2 separate regions of the Homo sapiens genome follow, and region 1 is linked to region 2. Evidence: chromatin loops called from intact Hi-C (ENCODE). Cell type or tissue: CD14-positive monocyte. All regions are shown on one strand. Each heading gives the region's core, and the rest is flanking DNA. Links, peaks and the distances in the headings are about the cores only.

Region 1 (10,702 bases), core at 802-8,801, 48 kb before region 2:
AAGATTAGTCTAGGGGAGAATTTGAATATATTACATTGTATTTACATTTCTGTTATGAAATGAATGTATGTGTCCTCCCCTCAAATTCATATGTTGAAGCCCTAACACACAGTGTGGCTGGTTTTGGAGTAAGGAAGCAATTATTGTTAAATAAGCTTATAAGGATAGGACGCTGAACTTACAGGATTAGTGTTCATAGAAGAAGAGACACCAAAGGGCTCAAGCGCAACATAGGCACAGAGGAAAGAGCATGTATGGATGCAACGAGCAGGAAAGGCTCTCTTCTGCAGGCCAGGAAGAGAGCCCTCACCAAAAACAAAACCTTGCTGGAACCCAACGTTATTTCCAATGGGAAATAACATTTCTGTCGTTTAATCATCCAGTCTTTGGTATTTTGTGATGGTAGCCCAAGCTGACTACTATCATTTCTATAGTACCAATGGTAAATAGACCAACTCCTCCATTTTAATTTAGATAGAGGCCAGTGCGGTGGCTCACACCTGTAATCCCAGCACTTTGGGAGGCCGAAGCAGGTGGATCACTTAAGGCCAGGAGTTCGAGACCAGCTTGGCCAACACGGAGAAACACCATCTCTACTAAAAATACAAAAATTAGCCAGGGATGGTGGTGCACACCTGTAATCCCAGCCACTCAGGAGGCTGAGGCAGGAGAATCGTTCGAACCTGGGAGGCAGAGGTTGTGGTGAGCAGAGATTGCACCACTGCACCCCAGCCTGGGAGACAGAGTGAGACTCTGTCTAAAAACAAATAAAAAATAATTTAGATAATCTATGTAAATCGCTTTTACAAAGTCATATGAAGAGATCAGAACTCACTGTCCATGAAAGGAAAATAAAATTATGTAATTAACAATTGCACAAAACAAACATAAGAGAGCAGCACAACGCTCATTGTCATGCTCTAAACTTTTAGAGGTTACCGTGTCTACACCAGTAGTTATTAACCTTTTCTGCAGTGACACAGAATGGATGTTGTCATTACCATGAGCATTCCGTAAATTCTAGCTGCAACTATACTCTTTACTTCCAGTCAAGAAATCACATGCATGTGTGAAATGCATGAAATTAAATCCATTTTTGTAAAGGTAAGCTTTTTTCTTGAAGTTCAATACTTTATTATTACTCATTACATGGTATAAAATATTTCACAATAAACCACAATACTGGTGTTCTATTCCCCTATTATATACTGCTTTATATTATAACTTTTTTTCAAAGGTAATATTTGTCTTATCTCTCCAAGTATATTTTAAGTCTCTTGAGAGCAAAGACCAAGTCTATTCTTCATCTCTATTTCTTTAAGACAGCCAAGGCAGGACCATGCATTCTGATTTCTGTTATAGGATAGGAGTTTCCGTTTTAACAGTTTGGTTCCAAAGGCAAAGAGGAAAATTTAACAACATCTGAATCAGAGGATAACCACAGAGATAAATAAACATTGGGAAATATGCCTTTCACTGCCAAAGTGGGCTAAGAATTTACAAACCTAGGACAAGAAGAAATTGTATAATGCAGCAAAGAAAACACAACCAACATATTTGTAAATCTGCTTGGTGCAGCTGATCTGAAGTAAATTAACCTATCAAAAGTCACTTTGGTAGGGTCCCTGCTAAAAAAAGCTACTGCAGAGCCACTTCAGGTAGATGATAAAACCCAGATGGGACATCTCAGGCAAGAGGGGGCCTACAACTAGCAATTTTTTTTGCTACTGGTGACTTTGTGCCAAATGTCCATGAACAAATGAATCCAAAAAAGTATGATATAAGGCCAGGTGTGTGGCTCACGCCTGTAATCCCAGCACTTTGGGAGGCTGAGGCAGGCAGATCGCTTAAGGTCAGGAGTTCGAAACCAACCTGGCCAACAGAGTTTGCTCCCTCTCTACTAAAAATACAAAAGTTAGCTGGGCATAGTGGCGGTGCCTGTAGTCCCAGCTACTCAGGAGACTGAGGCAGGAGAATCACTTGAACCCAGGAGGTGGAAGTTGCAGTGAGCCGAGATAGCGCCACCGCACCCCAGCCTGGGCAACATAATGAGGCTCTGCCTCAAAAACAAAAACATAAAACTATGATACATTCTTATTATAGAATACTTTTCAGCATAAAAAGGAGAAAACGAAAGTGCTGATATATGCAACAACATGGATGATGCTCACAGATATTATACTAAGTAAAAGAAGGCTGATTAAAAAAAAGAGCAGATACTCTGTGATTCCCCAAGTTCTAGAACAGGAACAACTCATCAATGATGACAGGTCAGAACAGTTATTGCCTCTGAGGATGTGGTAAATTTACTGGTAAGAGGAACAAGTCAACTTTCATAGGTGATAGAAATGTTCTGTATCTTGTCAAAATGCAAGGACACATGACTTTTGTATTTTAGGATATAAAAATTTTCCCTCCAAAAAAACCTGTAAGGAGACCGATTGCCGGAATGGTAAAGACCTCTGAAAATCCATTCTTCTAAAAAAGCAGCAAGAACACTATCAAAAACTGTCAAAATCCAACTTTTTCAGAACTCTAGAAATCAACCAAATGCTTGCAATAATCCAAAGAGCTTTATTCCAGAAAAATGACTGAGCTGAGTGCGGTGGCAATCCCAGCACTTTGGGTGACTGAAGCAGATGAATTGTTTGAGCCTAAGAGTTTAAGACCAGCCTGGGCAACATGGCAAACACTGTCTCTACAAAAACTACAAAAATTGGTGGCACACGCCTGTAGTCTCAACTACTCAGGAGACTAAGGTGGGAGGATCACTAGCGCCTGGGAGGTCAAGGCTGCAGTCAGCCATGATCATGCCACTGCACTCCAGGCTGAGTGACAGCTCACTCTCTCAAAAAAAAAAAAAAAAGAGAGAGAAAGAAAAAAAAAAAAGAATGGCTGAACCTCTGTAAAAAAAAAAAAAAAAAAAAAAAAGCAGTATTTGTGGTGTTTTAACATGTTCTATTCCCATCACCTTCTCCCCAGCTATGCAATAGCTTTGAAAACCAAAAATCTCCCTAAGCTGTAAAAACCAACAGTCAAACAGCCACTGAAGGAGGCAGAATGGGTTTAGAGCTTCTCAAAAGAAGTGTCAATATTTGACCTATCTGGTAGCTCATTAAAAAGTTCCATTCTCAAGCTTTGTCTTTATTTGATCTGGCTTTGAGTTCACTCTACAAATAAAACTTTTTCCCCTGGCATTCTTCAAAAACAATCAGTGGCAACTATATAACTTCACAGCTGCCTGAGAAAGCAGTGGCAGATGGGGCTAACAAGAGGTTAACCAAAAAACATGAAAGGAAAACCTGGAAAACAGCAAGCCCACAAGGGCTTTGAAAGGCTCTGACATATTCCTGGAAATCCAAAAGGCCACCTGCATATGGAGAGCTGTGCATGTGCCCCAAAATTCCCATATCTCTCACTTTGGCTGACCTTAAACCTCCACACAAGCAGGAAGTGAAGGCTAAAGCAGAGTTGCAAACTGACTGTACAACATTTGAACACACACCCGAGTAGTATAGAACCCCTCCGCCAAGGCTGAACTTATAGGTTCAAGGCATTTTTAAAAGTCTCTGTCCAATCTTAGCTGACCACTAAGCTAAATAAGCACACACAAAAAAGAATACACACTTTATAAAATCAGACCAAGAAAGTCACTAAGCAAATAAATAATAGCAGGAACAACAACAAATAGCAGTAACAAACCTTAAGGTAGGGAATCCAATTTCCAGAGCTGCCACACTACAGTACTTAAAATGTCTCATTTTCAACAAAAAATTGCAAAGCATTTAAGTAAGAAAATGAAGCCCATACACAGGAAAAAGGGCATTAAATAGAAACTGTCTGTAGGCAAGTCCAGACATTTGATTTACTAGGTAAACACTTTAATGAACTATTTATAAACAAGTTCAAAGAAGAAAAAAAAACATGCCTAATGACTTCAAGTATGAGAACACTGTCTCACCAAATGGAGAATATCAATAGTGAGATGAGATGGATATTATAAAAAGAAACCAATTAGCAATTCTGGAGTTGAGAAGTATGAGGTTGCAGTGAACTATGATTGCATCACTGCACTCCAGCTGGGACAACAGAGTAAGACCTTATCTCAAAAAAACAAAACAATTGCAAAATTTGAAGACAGTCAATTTTGATTATCCAGTCTGAGGAACAGAAAGAACAACAAATGAAGAGGCCAGGCACTGGCTCACACCTCTAATCCCAGAACTCTGAGTGGTCCAGGTGGGAGGACAGCTTGAGACCAGGAGTTCAAGACCAGCCTGGGCAACAGAGGGAGACCCCATCTCTACAAAAAATAAATAATAATTAGGCAGGCATGGTGATACACGCCTATGGTTCCAGCTACACGGGAAGCCAAGGCAGGAGGACTGCTTGAGCCCAGGAGTTGGAGGCTGCAGTGAGCTATGATTGAACCCCTGCACTCCAGCCTGGGCAACAGAGCAAGACCCTGTCTCTTAAAAATAAAAATAAATATATATATGATATGTAGACCAAGCAAGCAACAGAGCAAGACCCTGTCTCTTAAAAAATAAAAATAAAAATATATATATGTAGATATATCAGTACATTCATAGTCATACATCTCTTGCTGACAACTCCCAATTCCTTATACAAAAGGACAAAAATGTCCTAAGGGTACCTTTATCTTTCCAAGTGATTAATAGTAGTTAATATCATTAAACATTCTCAGGCTGAAGCTGAATTAATCTCTGGAAAGGACTGGATGACTCAGCAGTGAAGAGTATTCATATTCTCAAGCATTGGCATTTAGATACTTTTTTTTTTTTGAGACGGAGTTTCACTCTTGTTGCCCAGGCTGGAGTGCAATGGCGCAATCTCAACTCACTGCAACTTCCACCTCCCAGGTTCAAGCAGTTCTCCTGCCTCAGCATCCCAAGTAACTGGGATTACAGGCATGTGCCACCACACCCAGCTAATTTTGTATTTTTAGTAGAGATGGGGTTTTCACCATGTTGGTCAGGCTGGTCTCGAACTCCTGACCTCAGGTGATCCACCCGCCTCCACCTCCTAAAGTGCTGAGATTACAGGTGTGAGCCACCACACCCAGCCCTAGATACATTTTTAAATGACTTTTTCCATTTAATTGTCTGCTTCATCTAGCATTCCCATAGTATTGTTTCTACTACTTTTTTATTGCAAATATAGAGTATTTCAGCTATACTATGACTTAATTTTCTGTAAGCCACCACCCTATGAACCTAATCATCACTTATAACATTGTTTCTACGGAAAAATAAGTTTTAAATTCCAGATGAACTTTTGAACACAATCCAGGCTGGGCATGGTACCTCACACCTGTAATCCCAGCACTTTGGGAGGCTGAGGCAGGTGGATCACTTGAGGTCAGGAGTTCGAGGCCAGCCTGGCCAACATGGTAAAACCCCATCTCTACCAAAAATACAAAAATTAGCCAGGTGTGGTGGCGGGTACCTGTAGTCCCAGCTACCTGCTAGGCTGAGGTGGGAGAATCATTGAACCCAGTAGGTAGAGGCTGCAGTGAGCCGAGATCATGCCACTGCACTACAGCCTGGGTAACAGAGGGAGACTCTGTCTCAAAAAAACATAATAAAAATAAAAATAAAGGTAATAGTCCTCTGTGCTTCAAGAATATAAAAGACCACTAGGAAAACAGAAGGTCAAGTAAGTTTTTAACATCTAAAAATGAGATTAAAAAATGAACATTATTCTTACAGAAGGAGTTTATCATAGATCTAATTTTGAGAAACTAGATGAGACCAGGATATTGAGGATGACGGTGCTTCGCAAGGTTTTGATATTACATCATGGGGCACCACTGACAACTAAGAAAATATAGCTTAGTCTATGATTACAGGGCCAACAGGGATGTCACTTGCCAAGATTGAGAATCTCTGGCTTAGGCCAAAAAGATTTAAAATGTTATAACACACAATAAATTGATAAAAATTTAAAATGCAAACCTTAGAACCAGAAGGTAGAGACACACGAGAGGTTCCAGCTGCTGCAAACTACTTCTCATTCCCTAACCACATTATGTTCACTGCTACTGTCCTTGCAGTGTCCTCTGCCTATGAGCTCCAATCATACTCTGAACAATCCAACATCCTTCAAGGCTTGGCTTAATGTCCCTCCTTTATTTTTTGGAAGCCTATTCTAATTGCTTCCATGCCCCACCACCTAAAATGTTAGGTGTCCCTCCTACAAAATAACTTTCCTTATAATCACTTATTCAATATCAAATTCTCAATGCTTTAACTTTAAAATAACACAGCTTATATTGTATGTTTATTGAATTGTATATCTCCCCTCTGCTCTTTAAGAACAAAGAAACTGCCTTATTTATATGTATCCCCAACACCCAGCAAAGAACCTTAAATATTATTGATATTTTTGGATAAAGACAGAATTTTTTAAATGATCAAATAAATGTGCTATCTATTCTCTTGTCCAAGGCCTATGCTTATTACTAAACCTCAGCATCTAGAACAACTTCTGACACACAGTAAGAACTCAGAAAAAATGTTTTTTCAAGCAGGACACAGTGGCTCAAACCTGTAATTCCAGAACTTTGGGAGGCTGAGATGAGAGGATCACTTGAGCCCAGGAGTTTGAGACCAGCTTGAGCCACACAGGGAGACCCTGTCTCTACAAAAAGCAAAAATATTAGCATGGTGGTGTGCACCTGTACCAGCTACTCAGGAGCTGGGAGCTACTCAGGTGGGAGGATCACTTAAGCCCAGGATTGGAGACTGCAGTGACCTATGATTGAACCACTATACTCCAGCATTCCATAAAGAATGAGACCTTGTCTCTGAAAATAATAGATAAATAAAGAGTTCATAGAAACATGACAATGTTTGTAAGACAAAGATTTTTTTTTTTTTTTTGAGATGGAGTCTTGCTTTGTTGCCCAGGCTGGAGTACAGTGGCGCAGTCTCGGCTCACAGCAAGCTCCACCTCCCAGGTTCACACCATTCTCCTGCCTCAGCCCCCCGAGTAGCTGGGACTACAGGCGCCCACCACCACACCTGGCTAATTTTTTTGTATTTTTAGTAGAAACGGGGTTTCACCATGTTAGCCAGGATGGTCTTGATCTCCTGACCTCGTGATCCACCTGCCTCAGCCTCCTAAAGTGCTGGGATTACAAGCGTGAGCCACCGCGCCCGGCCCTGTAAGACAAAGATCCTTAAACCTGGCCAGGCACAGTGGCTCACACCTGTAATCCCAGCACTTTGGGATGCGAGGTGGCCTTCTGACTTGAGGTCAGGAGTTTGACACCAGCCTGGCCACCATGGCAAAACCCCGTCTCTACTAAAAATACAAAAATTATTTTTTGTATTTTTACAAATACAAAAAATTTTTGTATTTGTATTTTGTATTACAGGCGCAGTGGCTCATGCCTGTAATCCCAGCACTTTGGGAGGCCAAGGTGGGTGGATCACCTGAAGTCAGGAGTTCGAGACCAGCCTGGCAAACATGGAGAAACCCCGTATCTACTAAAAATACAAAAGTTAGCCAGGCGTGGTGGCACATGCCTGTAGTCCCAGTTACTTGGGAGGCTGAGGCAGGAGAATTGCTTGAGCCTGGAGGTGGAGGTTGCAGGGAGGCAGAGGTTGCAGTGAGCTGAGATTGCACCACTGCACTCCAGCCTGGGCAACAGAGTAAGACTCCATCGCAAAAAAACAAACAAACAAAAACTAAAACTATACAAAATACATGCAGAAGTAGATGATAATGTGAAAAAAATGTGGTTGTTGTGCTGGGATTAATTTTTTAAATTAGTTTTTCATTACACAAGCAGTAAGTGAATGCATTCTTCTTCTAAATTCAAACAGTATACATAAAGTAGGCCGGGCGCGGTGGCTCACACCTATAATCCCAGCACTTTGGGAGGCCAAGGCAGGCAGATCGCTTGAAGTCAGGAGTTCGAGACCAGCCTGGCCAACATGGCGAAACCCCATCTCTACTAAAAATACAAAAATTAGCCAGGTGTGGTGGCACATGCCTGTAATTCCAGCTACAGGGGAGACTGAGGCAGGAAAATTGCTTGAACCTGAGAGGCGGAGATTGAAGTGAGCTGAGAACATGCCACTGCACTCCAGCCTGGGCAACAGAGCAACACTCTGCCTCAGAACAAACAAACAACAACAACAAAAACCCGGTATATATAAAGCTAAACATACCACTACCATAAAATCCTACTTACTTCCTCCCCTCAGTCCTAATCCCTCCCGTGCCCATTCAGTCTTCCCCAAGAGATAATCAGTTTGGTTTGTCTCCTTTCAGATCTTTTTCCATGCTTTTATAAGATGTACCCCCACAGAAACTTACAGCGGTTAGCATATAATACATATTATAATGCAACTTACTACATATAGATTTAGTTCATTCCTTATGTGCTGTATAGTTTTTCATTATATAACATTAGTAATATACAGGTATTCACTTACTGTTCATATTTAGGCTGTTACCCGTCATGAAAAACCATATACATGCCTCCTTAGATACATACAGAGAGTGCTTCTCCAGTGAGCACTAGGGTCATTCCCAGTTTTTTGGTCATTGCCAGACTTCCTTCCAAGTGGCTCTACCAATTTACATTCCCACAATTGTGCTTTTCCTAGCCTCTTGTTCACTATTGCTTAGTAGTTTCTACAATTCAACTTTTTAAAAATTATAGAAGAACCTATCCTGTATAGCCTATCTAAGGGTAGCTGTTTAAATAATGAAGAAAAATCAATATCCACTTATCCTGTCATTCAGAAGGTATAAATCTGGCACCCTGCTATTATGTCCTCATTTCTATTCCCAAGCAGACCATCTGTAATTCAAAGTAGAAAACAGTGTGGAGAGAGAAAGATACATGTATATATATATATGCCATTTGGCCTCAATGCTCAATGTTAACACAAAGATATAGTGTTAACAGTATTACTATATGTGGGTATGTGCCTGGAAACTAAAAGTGGATCCACTCTTCCCTTCTACTATGTCCATACAAAGTTGTTCTTGGCTTTACCACAATACACATGGTTAGTACAGACTGTAGAATGGATGGTGGCTCCATATCTTTACTTCACAGACTGCCAGTGTCTGTAATCAAAATGAACCACCCCATCTTTGCAAAGCATCAGGTTGCCCCATCTGCCACTACTTCTGTTCCCCCAGCATCCCTGAGCTTGAATACATCACATTAAAAAAAATCGTAGTCTGAGAAAATTCTGCTCTTTTCTAACAGAAAGTTCGTATTAACAAGCATAAAAATGTGAAGAAAAATATAGAATGAAATCTGTATGTTGTACAACAAAGCTCTTTGTCCATGAATCAACCAGTAACAATTTATAAACTTTAGAGGACAAATGGAGAAATACGCAAGTTGGATGGGTTTTCCTCTACTAAGAATGAATGCTCCCATTCTGAAACATGTAAAATATGCCACTATAAAATTAACAATTTAAATTAATTTCTGAGGAGGAATGTGTCTTTGAAAACTGCCCACAAGAACAGAACATAAATTTAGAAAGACATCACTTAGTTTATTGTCACAGGAAATCTGTTGTATACTTAAACGCTGCAGGAGAGTCTTAAACATATCATGGAGAGAATGTCCTTAAGTATTCATTAGTTTTTTTCGTTTCCATAATATAACAAAATGACTATTTAACATATGTTGATGACAAATGTTCTAGTTTATTCATTTGCTTCCAGCAGTTTCTCGAATCAAATACACAATTTATCATTCTCCTGGTTCACAAACTTCTGAAGCTATCAAAAATGTGGTACTCATTAGTTCAACTATATTAAAAAATGTTTCCAAGTATCCTTCTTTCCCTCAGGAGAGGAAAAAAAAAAACAAAAAACACCTTAGTCAAAAGGCAGCTAATAGTCCAATTTCCTTTACAAATCTAACCAAATTGTAATAACTGATTGTCTTTAACTCATTAAACAAAATAAGATTAATAATAAATGTTGCATCTAATCCAGCATTTTACTCTTTAAAAAGAATTTTTGGCCAGGCACAGTGGCTCAGGTCTATAATCCTAGCATTTGGGAGACCAAGGAGGGAAGATCACATGAGACCAAGAGTTCAAGATCAGCCTGGGCAACACAGTGAGACCCCATCTCTATTTTTTAAAAAATATTAAATTTTTTAAATTAAAAAAAAATTTTTTGAGGCCAGGCGCGGTGGCTCACACCTGTAATCCCAGCACTTTGGGAGGCTGAGGCGGGCAGATTGCCTGAGCTCAGGAGTTCGCAACCAGCCTAGGCAACACGATGAAACCCCGTCTCTACTAAAATACAAAAAATTAGCTGGGCGTAGCGGCGTGCACCTGTAGTCCCAACTACTCAGGAGGCTGAGGCAGGAGAATTGCTTGAACCCGGGAGGTGGAGGTTGCAGTGAACCAAGATTGCGCCACTGCACTTCGGCCTGGGTGACAGAGCGAGACTCTGTCTCAAAAAAAAAAAAAAAAAAGCGCCACTGCACTCCAGCCTGGGTGACAGAGCAAGACTCTGTCTCAAAAAAAAAAAAATTTGAGACAGGGTCTCACTCTGTCGCCAAGGCTGGAGTACAGTAGTGCACTGTAGGCTTGACTTCCCACTCTCACCCTCCTTAGTAGCTGGGACCATAGGTCCATGCCACCATGCCCAGCTAATTTTTTGTTTTTTTCAGGGTTTTTTGGTG
Region 2 (10,702 bases), core at 1,097-9,096:
GTTGAGGAGTCATTAGAGATTGATGGTATTGAAAGCTGTAAGACCAAGATGGGTGCAGTGGCTCATGCCTGTAATCCCAGCTATTTGGGATGCTGAGTCGGGGGGATCACTTGTGGCCAGGGGTTTGAGACCAGCCTAGGCAACATTGGTAGACCTAGTCTCTACAAGAAATAAGAGTTTAAAAATTAGCTTGATATGGTGCCACCTGTGATCCCAGCTCTTTGGGATGCTGAGGCAGGAGGATTGCTTGAGCCCAGCAGTTCGAGACCAGCCTGGCCAACATAGCAAAACCCCATCTCTACAAAAAGATTTTAAAAAGCTGGCATGGTGGCATGTGCCTATAGTCCCAGCTACTTAGGAGGCTGTGGTGAGAGGATGGCTTGAACCGGGGAGGTAGAGGTTGCAGTGAGCTGAGATCATGCCACTGCACTCCAACCTGGGTGACAGAAACAGAGCCAGACCCTGTCTAAAAAAAAAAAAAGACCGGGCGCAATGGCTCACACCTGTAATCCCAGCACTTTGGGGGGCCAAGGTGGGCGTGGTGGTGGGCGCCTGTAGTCCCAGCTACTCAGGAGGCTGAGGCAGGAGAATAGCGTGAACCAGGGAGGCGGAGCTTGCAGTGAGCCGAGATCGCGCCACTGCACTCCAGCCTGGGCGACAGAGTGAGACTCCGTCTCAATTAAAAAGAGAAAGAAAGAAAGAATTATAAGCAGTTGACGAATGCTTTCAGGTAGATAGATCTTAGGAGCTTTATTGGTTTTTGTCAGGTTTCTGTTTTACTGTAATTTGGGGGCTATCAATGTGCAATACTTGACAGGAAGTTCTGGGCACCCTCAAAATTTGTTCTAAAAGAATGTGTTTGGTTAAAGTATGATAATCAAGGGTTAAAAGTAGACCTCTGGGGGCTGGGTGCAGTGGCTCACACCTGTAGTTATCCCAGCACTTTGGGAGGCTGAGGCAGGTGGATCACTTGAGGTCAGGAGTTTGAGACCAGCCTGGCCAACATGGTGAAACCCCATCTCTATAAAAAAAAGAAAAAAAAAAAAAGAAAGAAAGTAGATCTCTGCCTATGCATGAACTTCAGCCTGGTTGTCACTCAGAGATTACTGGGGCCCAAACTTTTGTGCACATTTGTAGATAATATTAACAAACAAATCAATTCATGCAAAAATCTAAGGGAGCAGCCAGTAGATACAAAGTTGTTCCCAGAAAACCCATGGAGAAAGGGTTCAAATTTCCCCCACTGAGACAAACTCTCCCCTAACTCTTATAGTAGCTCACACTGTGTGCTAGCCTCATGGGCAACCTTTCTGGAAAAGGGTGCTAACTTATCCCAGATCTTCTAGTTTTTGTCTGAGTGAAATGAAAACAAAGGTGGGCAAAGTGAAATTCTAGTTAATAGGTCACTGTGTGCATGTATTAGCTGCACCCAATTTTGCATTGTACAAGCACTAATATAAGGATCTTTCATTCTAGTGGTTGTCCCTTCAAAAGAGAAAGCCTGGTAGGGGAACAGTATTTTCTCCATCCTCAATATTCCATCCCTCATTTATCTTTTTTTTTTTTTTTTTTTTTTAATACAGAGTCTCACTCTGTTGCCCAGGCTGGAGTGCAGTGGTGCAATCATGGCTCATTGCAGCCTCGACCTCCCAGGCTCAAGTGATTCTCCCACCTCAGCCTCCTGAGTAGCTGGGACCACAGGCACACACCACCACACCTGGCTAATTTGTTTATTTTTTGTAGAGACAGGGCTTCACCACGTTGCCCAGACTGGTCTTGAACTTGGTTCAAGTGATCCTACCTCTTTGGCCTCCCAAAGTGCTGGGATTACAGGCATAAGCCACTGTGCCTGGTCCTTATTGATCAGTTATTCTTCTGAAACGCTAAATTAGTAATCAGAATCACGTTCCAGCACAGTATGCATTACTTTGCTTACATGAGTATACCTGTGCTACTGTGATTCTGGGTTGTCATTGCTTCATAAGAAATTATTCCAAACACTGAGTAGCATAAAACAATGACAACATTTATTTTGCTTATGAAACTGCAATGAGCAAAGCTCAATGGGGAGAGCTAATCTGTACGCCATTTAGTGTCAGCTGCAGTGGCCTGAAAGCTAGGGACTGGAATCCTCTGAAGGCTTTCTCACTCATGTCTGCCAGTTGATGCTTGTTGTCAGCTAAGGCCTTAGCTGGAGTTGTCATAAAAACAGCCCACTGTGCTTCCTCTTTCCTGACAACATTGTGGTTAGGTTCCAAAGGTGAGCATCCTGAAAAGAGGAGGGGAGAGAAGGGGGCTGGTGTAGTGGGCGGGTAAGCCGTATCTCTGTTTTTTTTTTGAGACGGAGTCTCGCTCTGTTGCCAGGCTGGAGTGCAGTGTCACGATCTCGGCTCACTGCAACCTCCACCTCCCGGGTTTAAATGATTCTCCTGCCTCAGCCTCCTGAGTAGCTGGGTCTACAGGCGCGCGCCACCACGCCCAGCTAATTTTTGTATTTTTAGTAGAGACAGGGACAGGGTTTCACCATGTTGGCCAGGATGGTCTTGATCTCTTGACCTCGTGATCTGCCGGCCTCGGCCTCCCAAAGTGCTGGGATTACAGGCATGAGCCACTGCGCCCAGCCAAGCTGTATCTTATGACCTAGCCTCAGATGTAACGCAGTGTCACTTCTGCTGCATTTTAGTCATTGAAGTAGCCACAAAGTTCTGCCCAGGTTTAAGGGGAGGTGAAATAATATCCAGAAATGTTGTCATGCCACAGTCTGCCCTCGGGTTACAATTCAGATTCCTCCCATTTGTAAGATGCATACACCGTTTCTTCTAAAACAGCCTTGAGGTCTAGGATCTCATCATCTAGATCAGGTCCAGGGGGACTAACGCTCCTCAGGTGTGGTTCCTCAAATACAATGCCTTTTGACTTGAACACCTGCTCTTAGTTAGTATACAATGAGTTTATTTAAGGAAAGGGGGTCGTGATGTATTGAACTTACTTTTAAATGCTTCAGGGACAAACTATATATTTTTTCACACATATATATTTGAAGACTATATACATACAGAAACATGGGCCGGGAGCAATGGCTCCCACCTGTAATCCCAGCACTTTGGGAGGCCAAGGCGGGAGTATTGATTGAGCCCAGGAGTTCAAGACCAGTCTGGGTAACATAGTGAGACTCTATGTCTACAAAAAATTAAAAAATTAGCCAGGCAGTTTGGCACACGCCTGTGGGTCCCAGCTACTTGGGCAGCTGAAGTAAGAGGATTGCTTGAGCTTGGGAGTCAAGGCCGCAGTGAGCCGCGATCACACCACTGCACTCCAGCCTGGGTGACAGGGCGAGACCCTGCCTCAAAAAAAAAAAAAAAGGAAAAGAAAAAAAGAAAGAAAAAGAAATATGCGCACACACACATATTTCTGGGGATTACTTCCCATCCCTTGAGCTTGGGCGGAACTGTATGACTGCTTAAATGATGGAATGTAGCAGAAGTGATACTGTTACATTTGAGGCTAGGTTTTAGAGAGAGAGGTGGGGGAGAGGGAGAGAGAATGCAAATAATAAAGCAAATTGAGCAGATGTTAATAGGTGAATCTGAATAAAGGGTATATGCAAGTGTTCTTTGTGCTATTCTTGTGTTTGCAACTTTTCTGTAAGCTTGAAATTATTTCCAAATAAAAAGTTTTTTTTTAATGTGATGCACATGGAAGAGGTCCTGAGCTTTAAATATTTTGATATTTTTAATTCCAGGGCAAATCCCAACTTGATTTTTATACCAAACCTTTAGTTCCTCCTTTGCCCAGATTTCTACAAGAAGACAATCTCGTTTCCTAAAAGAACTAGTTCTAGGAGAAACCGTCTTTGAGAGAGGAGATTTGGCATAATGAGACTCAACTTTTCAATTATCTTTGTATGACCTACTACACTAAAGGCATCTTGAAGCTATGTATGGTTTATAGGGAAATTGTAGAAGAGTGCACCTCAGCCTCCTTGGAACAAAAGAGACTGGGATTAGCTGCCTTGAAGAACCATCATTGTGTTCCCAGAGTTCAAATTCTAAAAATAGTGGCTGCTGAGAAACAACCTTCTCATCTTTCCTGTATGAAAAGGACACTTAAATAGAAGGCTGGTCTTTTTACTTAACAGTGTCACAATCTCCAAACAACCAAGGAGTAATCACTACTAAATGTCCCATTTTAGAAGCTGTTTGGGTGGGTGCGATGACTCCACGCCTGTAATCCCAGCACTTTGGGAGGCCGAGGCAGGCGGATCTCTTGAGGTGAGGAATTGGAGACCAGTCTGGCCAACTTGGTGAAACCCTCGTCTCTACTAAAAATACAAAAATTAGCCGGTATGGTGCTGCACAGCTACTCGGGAGGCTGAAGCACAAGAATTGCCTGAACCAGGGAGGTAGAGGCTGCAGTGACCCACGATCATGCCACTGCACTCCAGCCTAGGCGACAGAGCAAAACTGTTTCAAAAATAAAAAGAACAAAAAATAGAAGCTGTTAGTTTTTTGTTTTTGTTTTTGTTTTTGAGACAGAGTTTCGCTCTGTCACCCAGGCTGGAGTGCAGTGGCTCAATCTCGGCTCACCACAGCTTCCACCTCCTGGGTTCAAGCAACTCTCCTGTCTCAGCCTCCCAAGTAGCTGGGATTACAGGCACACACCTCCAAGCCAACCTAATTTTTTTTGTATTGTAGTAGAGATGGGGTTTCACCGTGTTGCCCAGGCTGGTCTCGAACTCCTGAGCTCAGACAGTCCACCCGCCTCAACCTCCCAAAGTGCTAGGATTACAGGCATGAGCCACTGTGCCTGGCTGAAGCTGTTAGTATTTTTAAAATCATGCGGTTGAATTGCTTGAGCCCAAGAATTCGAGACCAGCATGGGCAACATATCAAAACCCCATCGCTACAAAAATACAAAAATTAGCCAGGCCTAGTGGCATGTTGCCTATAGTCCCAGCTGCTCAAGAGGCTAAGGTGGGAGGATCACCTGAGCCTGGGGAGGTGGAGGCTGCAGTGAATCATGATCACACCACTGCATTCCTGCCTGGGCAACAGAGTGAGATCCTGTCTCAAAACATAAAATAAAATTAAATAAATAAATAAAAGGCACCTCAGGGCCATTTAATAAATTCATCCGTAACCATCGTGCATAGAATTTTATTCTTTCAAAGGTTATTATTTGGCTGGGTGCAGAAGCTCACTCCTGTAATCCAGCACTTTGGGAGGCCAGTGTGGGAGGATTGCTTGAGCCCCAGAGTTGAGACCAGCCTGGGAAACATAGTTAGACGCCACCTCTCCAAAATGTCTTTTTTAAATTTAGCTAGGTGTACTGGTGCACACCTGTATTCTCAGCTACTTGGGAGGCTGAGTTGGGAGGATCACTTGAGTCCAGGAGGTCAAGGCTGCAGAGAGCCGTGATCATACCACTGTACCCCAGCCTGGGTGACAGTGCAAGACCTTGTCTCAAAAAAAAAAAAAAAAAAAAAAGCTTATTATTCTGAAAAAAAAAATTTTTTTTTGGAGACAGTCTTGTTCTTGTCATCCAGGGACCATCTCAGCTCACTGCAACCTCCGCCTCCTGGGTTCAAGCGATTCTCCTGCCTCAGCCTCCCAAATAGCTGGGACTACAGGCCCATGCCACCATGCCCAGCTAATTGTTGTATGTTTAGTAGAGAAAGGGTTTTGCCATGTTGCTCAAGCTGGTCTCAAACTCCTGGCCTCAAGTGATCCACCCTCCTCAGCCTCCTAAAGTGCTGGGATCACAGGCGTGTGCCACTGCACCTGGCCCATTATTCTGAAATTCTACATTGAAGTTCTTCTTTTGCTTTTTTTTCTCTTTTTTGAGACAGAGACTTGCTCTGTCACCCAGGCTGGAGTGCAATGGCATGACCTCGGCTCACTGTAATCTCCACCTCCCAGGTTCAAGCGATTCTCCTGCCTCAGCCTCCTGAGTAGCTGTGATTACAGGCACGCGCCACCACGCCCAGCTAATTTTTGTATTTTTAGTAGAGACAGGGTTTCACCATGTTGATCAAGCTGGTCTTAAACTCCTGACCTCGTGATCCACCTGCCTCAGCCTCCCAAAGTACTGGGATTACAGACATGAGCCACTGCGCCTGGCCTTTCTTTCTTTCTTTCTTTCTTTTTTCAAACTCCATTTTGTAAGGTTGATCAGTTGCTCAAAGACTGACATGCTAATCAAATTTCAGTGAAACAGAGGACTTTTGTTTCTGATCATGATGGAGTTAAAAGGGACCAGATTAACCCTTCTGCCATACACACCTAGGAAGCTAGACAAAACATACAGAACAACCGTTTTCAGATGTTGGACAATTGGCAGTGCAGAACTGACGTCATTGAGATAAAGAAAACAAATGAGGTAAATTCTGTGATTTTCCTAGCTTTTTGCCTAGGGGTGCAATCTGGATCATAAAATCAGAATGTGGCAATCTCACTGAGGACGCACAGATTGGAGTTCATGGAACCTGAGGCAGCTGTGGAAGTTGCTGTGCAAAATTCCAAAAAGGAAGAAGGTATGCAAAAACCTTCAGAAATTTGCATAGGATCTTGAGTTTTTTCTGAATATTAAGGTAGCCATAAGTAGAGCTAAGTTCCAGGAGACTGAGCAAAGAACAATTGAAGAGATGTAACTGAACAATTCCCAGAGCTAGGAAACATACAAATTATGACCAATTGGAGTAGAAATAACTTAGTGACCTCCCAAGATGTTCAGGAGAGACTGCAGCAGAGGTAAACCTTACTAAAAGGTCTAAACTAGGTCTAGAGTAAAGTACACGCTAGAACTGCTTAATGAAGCTTAAAAACTAGCCTCAAAAACATCAAACTAATCCAAAAGTAAGTTAACAATCTGGTACAACAAAGACCTATACTCTTTAAGGGAAGACTACAAAATACAGACATTCAACAATGTGACATCCACATTAGCCAGGTGTGGTGGTCCATGCCTGTAATCCCAGCTACTCAGGAGGCTGAGGCAGAAGAATTGCTTGAACCCAGGAGGCGGAGGTTACAGTGAGCCGAGATTAAGCCACTGTGCTCCAGCCTGGGCGACAGAGCAAGCCTCTGTCTCAAAAAAAAAAAAAAAAAAAAAAAAAGCAGAAACAGGCCGGGTGCAGTGGCTCACGCATGTAATTCCAGCACTTTGGGAGGCCAAGGCAGGCGGATTGCCTGAGGTCAGGAGTTCGAGACCAGCCTGGCCAACATGGTGAAACCTCGTCTCTACTAAAAATATAAAAATCAGCTGGGCGTGGGGGTGAGCGCCTATAGTCCCAGCTACTGGGAAGGCTAAGGCAGGATAATTGCTTGAACCTGGGAGGTGGAGATTGCAGTGAGCTGAGATGTCGCCACTGCACTCCAGCCTGGGGTACAGAGCGAGACTCCATCTCAAAAAGAAAAAGAAAGAAAAAGAAAAACAATGTGACATCCTGAGATCCAATAAAAAATTACTATTTATACCAAGAAGCAGGGGGGAAAAATCAGGTGACAGACATGGACCCAGAAATGACAGAAATTATGGAATTAGCAGATAAGAATGATGAAACAGCTATTATAACTATATTTAAAGAAAAACATGAATATAATGAGGAAAGAAGAAAAAAGAACCAGATGGAACTTCTAGTGGTGAAAAATACAGTATCTGAACTTGTAACCACATCGTATCAATCTGGCTCAACTTTTTTTTTTGAGACAGAGTCTCGCTCTGTCCCCCAGGCTGGAGTGCAGTGGCACGATCTTGGCTCACTGCAAGCTCTGCCTCCCGGGTTCAATCGATTTTCCTGCCTCCGCCTCCCAAGTAGCTGGGATTATAGGTGCATGCCACCATGCCCAGCTAATTTTTGTATTTTTAGTAGAGATGGGGTTTCACCATGTTGGCCAGGCTGGTCTTCAACTCCTGACCTCAAATGATCTGCCCACCTCACCCTCCCAAAGTGCTGGGATTACAGGCATGAGCCACCATGCCCGGCCAATCTGGCTCAACTTTTATATAACAAAGTTGTGAGTTTTCAGTTGCTATGGATTCCCCAGGTTGAAGGTTATGTAACCTGAGCATGCCCAGATGAAGCAAGCATGCAACGATAGGGGGAATCTAAGTGCTCAGACCAAGGAGCAGAGACGGAACTAAGTGGACACCACATAGTTTGATCCAGGATCCAATCAGATCAAACTCTGACATCACCCCATGCCAGGATCCAGTCAGATCATGCCTTCTGGCATCACCTCATTGCAAGATCCAATCAGATAATACCTTGCTACCCTATGCTTATAAAACATGACCCAGACCCCAGCTTGGGGAGACACAGCTGAGCATTTCCTCCTATTTCCTTGCCAGCTGACTCACAGTAAAACTTTTCTCAGCCGGGCACAGTGGCTCATGCCTGTAATCCCAGCACTTTGGGAGGCCGAGGTGCACGGATCACCTGAGGCCAGGACTTCAAGACCACCCTGAGCAACATGGCGAAACCCTGTCTCTACTAAAAATACAAAAATTAGCTGGGCATGGTGGCACATGCCTGTAATCCCCGCTGCTAGAGGGGCTGAGGCAGGAGGATCACTTGAACCTAGGAGGCGGAGGTTGCAGTGAGCCGAAATCATGCCACAGCATTCCAGCCTATGCAACAGAGCGAGACTCCGTCTCAAAAACAAAAACAAAACTTTTCTCAAAAACTAGTGCCACAGTATTGGCCTCTATGCACGTCGGGCAGTGAGCCCATTGATTGCTCAGTAACAAAATGAAAAATTCAACATGGCAGCTGGCTTACCCCAGAGCAAGCAATCAGAGGGAAAAAAAGAGGGTTACCTAATGCATTAGTTTTCTATTGCAGTAAAAAATTACCACAAGCTTAGTGGCTCTGAAACCACCCTTGCAAAAATTACAAGTGAGATAAATCTGACATAGAAAAAGTATGATAGTGAAAAAAAGTCTGACCTAACTGACTCCATTTTGCTTCTAACCTCAAAGCCACCCTTGTTCATTTCCCAGCATAGGCCAAACTAACTATGGGAGGAATTTATAGTTTGAAAGAGGGGTGTCCAATCTTTTGGCTTCCCTGGGTCACATTGGAAGAGGAAGAATTGTCTTGGACCACACATAAAATACACTAACACTAATGATAGCTCATAAGCTTAAAAAAATCACAAAAAAACCCTCAATATTTTAAGAAAGTTTATGAATTTGTGTTGGACCACATTCAAAGCTGTCCTGGATGGTATGCAGCCCATGGGTCAAGGGTTGGACAAGCTTGGTTTAAAACAAAGATGAAAATAGCCCCTTCCCAAAACTAACAATCTCCTTGTTCAGCGACTAAAACTGCCTTTGAAAAACTAACAAACTAGCTACAAAGTTAAAATTATGGTTCAGAAGTCTTGTAGCCAGAGGGCACAAGATTTGTAATCTCCCCAGTTGCTCCTATAGATAACATCACTATTGTAAAATCTAAGATTGATGTTTGAGGTATTTTCCAGACCCTGCATTCTGATGGGCTATCTGGTCTTGTAACCCCCAGCAACACATAGGAAGAAACTGGCTCATCTGGTCTTGTAACCTCCACCCAGAAACTGACTCAGTGCAGGAAGACAGCTTTGACCCCCTATGATTTCATCCCTGACCCAACCAATCAGCATACCCCATTCCCTAGTCTCCTGCCCTCCAAACTATCCTTTAAAAACCCTAGCCTCGGTGGGCGCGGTGGCTCATGCCTGTAATCCCAGCACTTTGGGAGGCTGAGGCGGGCAGATCACAAGGTCAGGAGATTGAGACCATCTTGGCTAACACGGTGAAACCCTGTCTCTACTAAAAATACAAAAAATTAGCTGGGCGTGGTGGCAGGCACCTGTAGTCCCAGCTACTCAGGAGGCTGAGGCAGGAGAATGGTGTGAACCTGGGAGGCGGAGCTTGCAGTGAGCCGAGATTGCACCACTGCACGCCAGCCTGGGCCACAGAGTGAAACACTGTCTCAAAAAATAAATAAAGAAAGAAAGAACTAGAGAAGCAAGAGCAAACAAAAACAAATGCAGTCTATACTATATAATGCTATATAAATCACAAGAGTCAAAAGCACATAACATAGGTTAGAAATAGAAACTGTCGGCTGGGTGCGGTGGCTCACGCCTATAATCTCAGCACTTTGGGAGGCTGAGGTGGGGGGATCACAAGGTCAAGAGATTGAGACCATCCTAGCCAACATGGTGAAGCCCCGTTTCTACTAAAAATACAAAAATTAGCCAGGCATGGTGGCACGTGCCTGTAGTCCCAGCTACTTAGGAGACCAGCCTGGACAACATAATGAGACCTTCACCTCTACAAAAAAAAAAAAGTTTTTAAAGTTAGCCAGCCAGGCCAGGCACGGTGGCTCACACCTGTAATCTCAGCACTTTGGGAGGCCGAGGCAGGCGGATCACCTGAGGTTGGGAGTTCAAGACCAGCCTGACCAACATGGAGAAACCCTGTCTCTGCTAAAAATACAAAATTAGCAGAGCATGGTGCATGCCTGTAATCCCAGCTATTTGGGGGCTGAGGCAGGAGAATCGCTTGAACCCAGGAGGTGGAGGTTGCGGTGAGCCGAGATTGCCCGATTGCACTCCAGCCTGGGCAATAAAAGCAAAACTGTCTCAAAAATAAATAAATAAATAAATAAATAAATAAATAAATAATTAGCCAGCCATGGTGGTGCATGCCTGCAGTC

What was found. Peaks named below come from ENCODE experiments on the same cell type or tissue, not always from the same donor. Only the 100,000 strongest peaks of a DNase experiment are listed, where the experiment ranks them.
Region 1: a loop joins it to region 2, with 2.5 times the contacts of the local background. A loop is called at or near these places in 8 of 110 quality-filtered maps.

The regions. Positions count from the first base shown.
Region 1 is chr17:60,352,981-60,363,682 of GRCh38, forward strand. All of the region lies in intron 1 of USP32 (ubiquitin specific peptidase 32), which reads right to left. Among named protein-coding and RNA genes, the nearest start is that of USP32, 34 kb to the right of the region's middle. In CD14-positive monocyte, for the core only: no CTCF peak of the experiment used is centred there; a DNase peak (open chromatin) is centred at 4,761; H3K27ac peaks cover 3,106 bases.
Region 2 is chr17:60,400,693-60,411,394 of GRCh38, forward strand. LOC105371850 (a long non-coding RNA gene) reads right to left here. Exons shown (of 3, transcript XR_934893.3): 3 at 2,006-2,269. It also overlaps a transcript of USP32 not described here. Among named protein-coding and RNA genes, the nearest start is that of USP32, 14 kb to the left of the region's middle. In CD14-positive monocyte, for the core only: no CTCF peak of the experiment used is centred there; no DNase peak of the experiment used is centred there.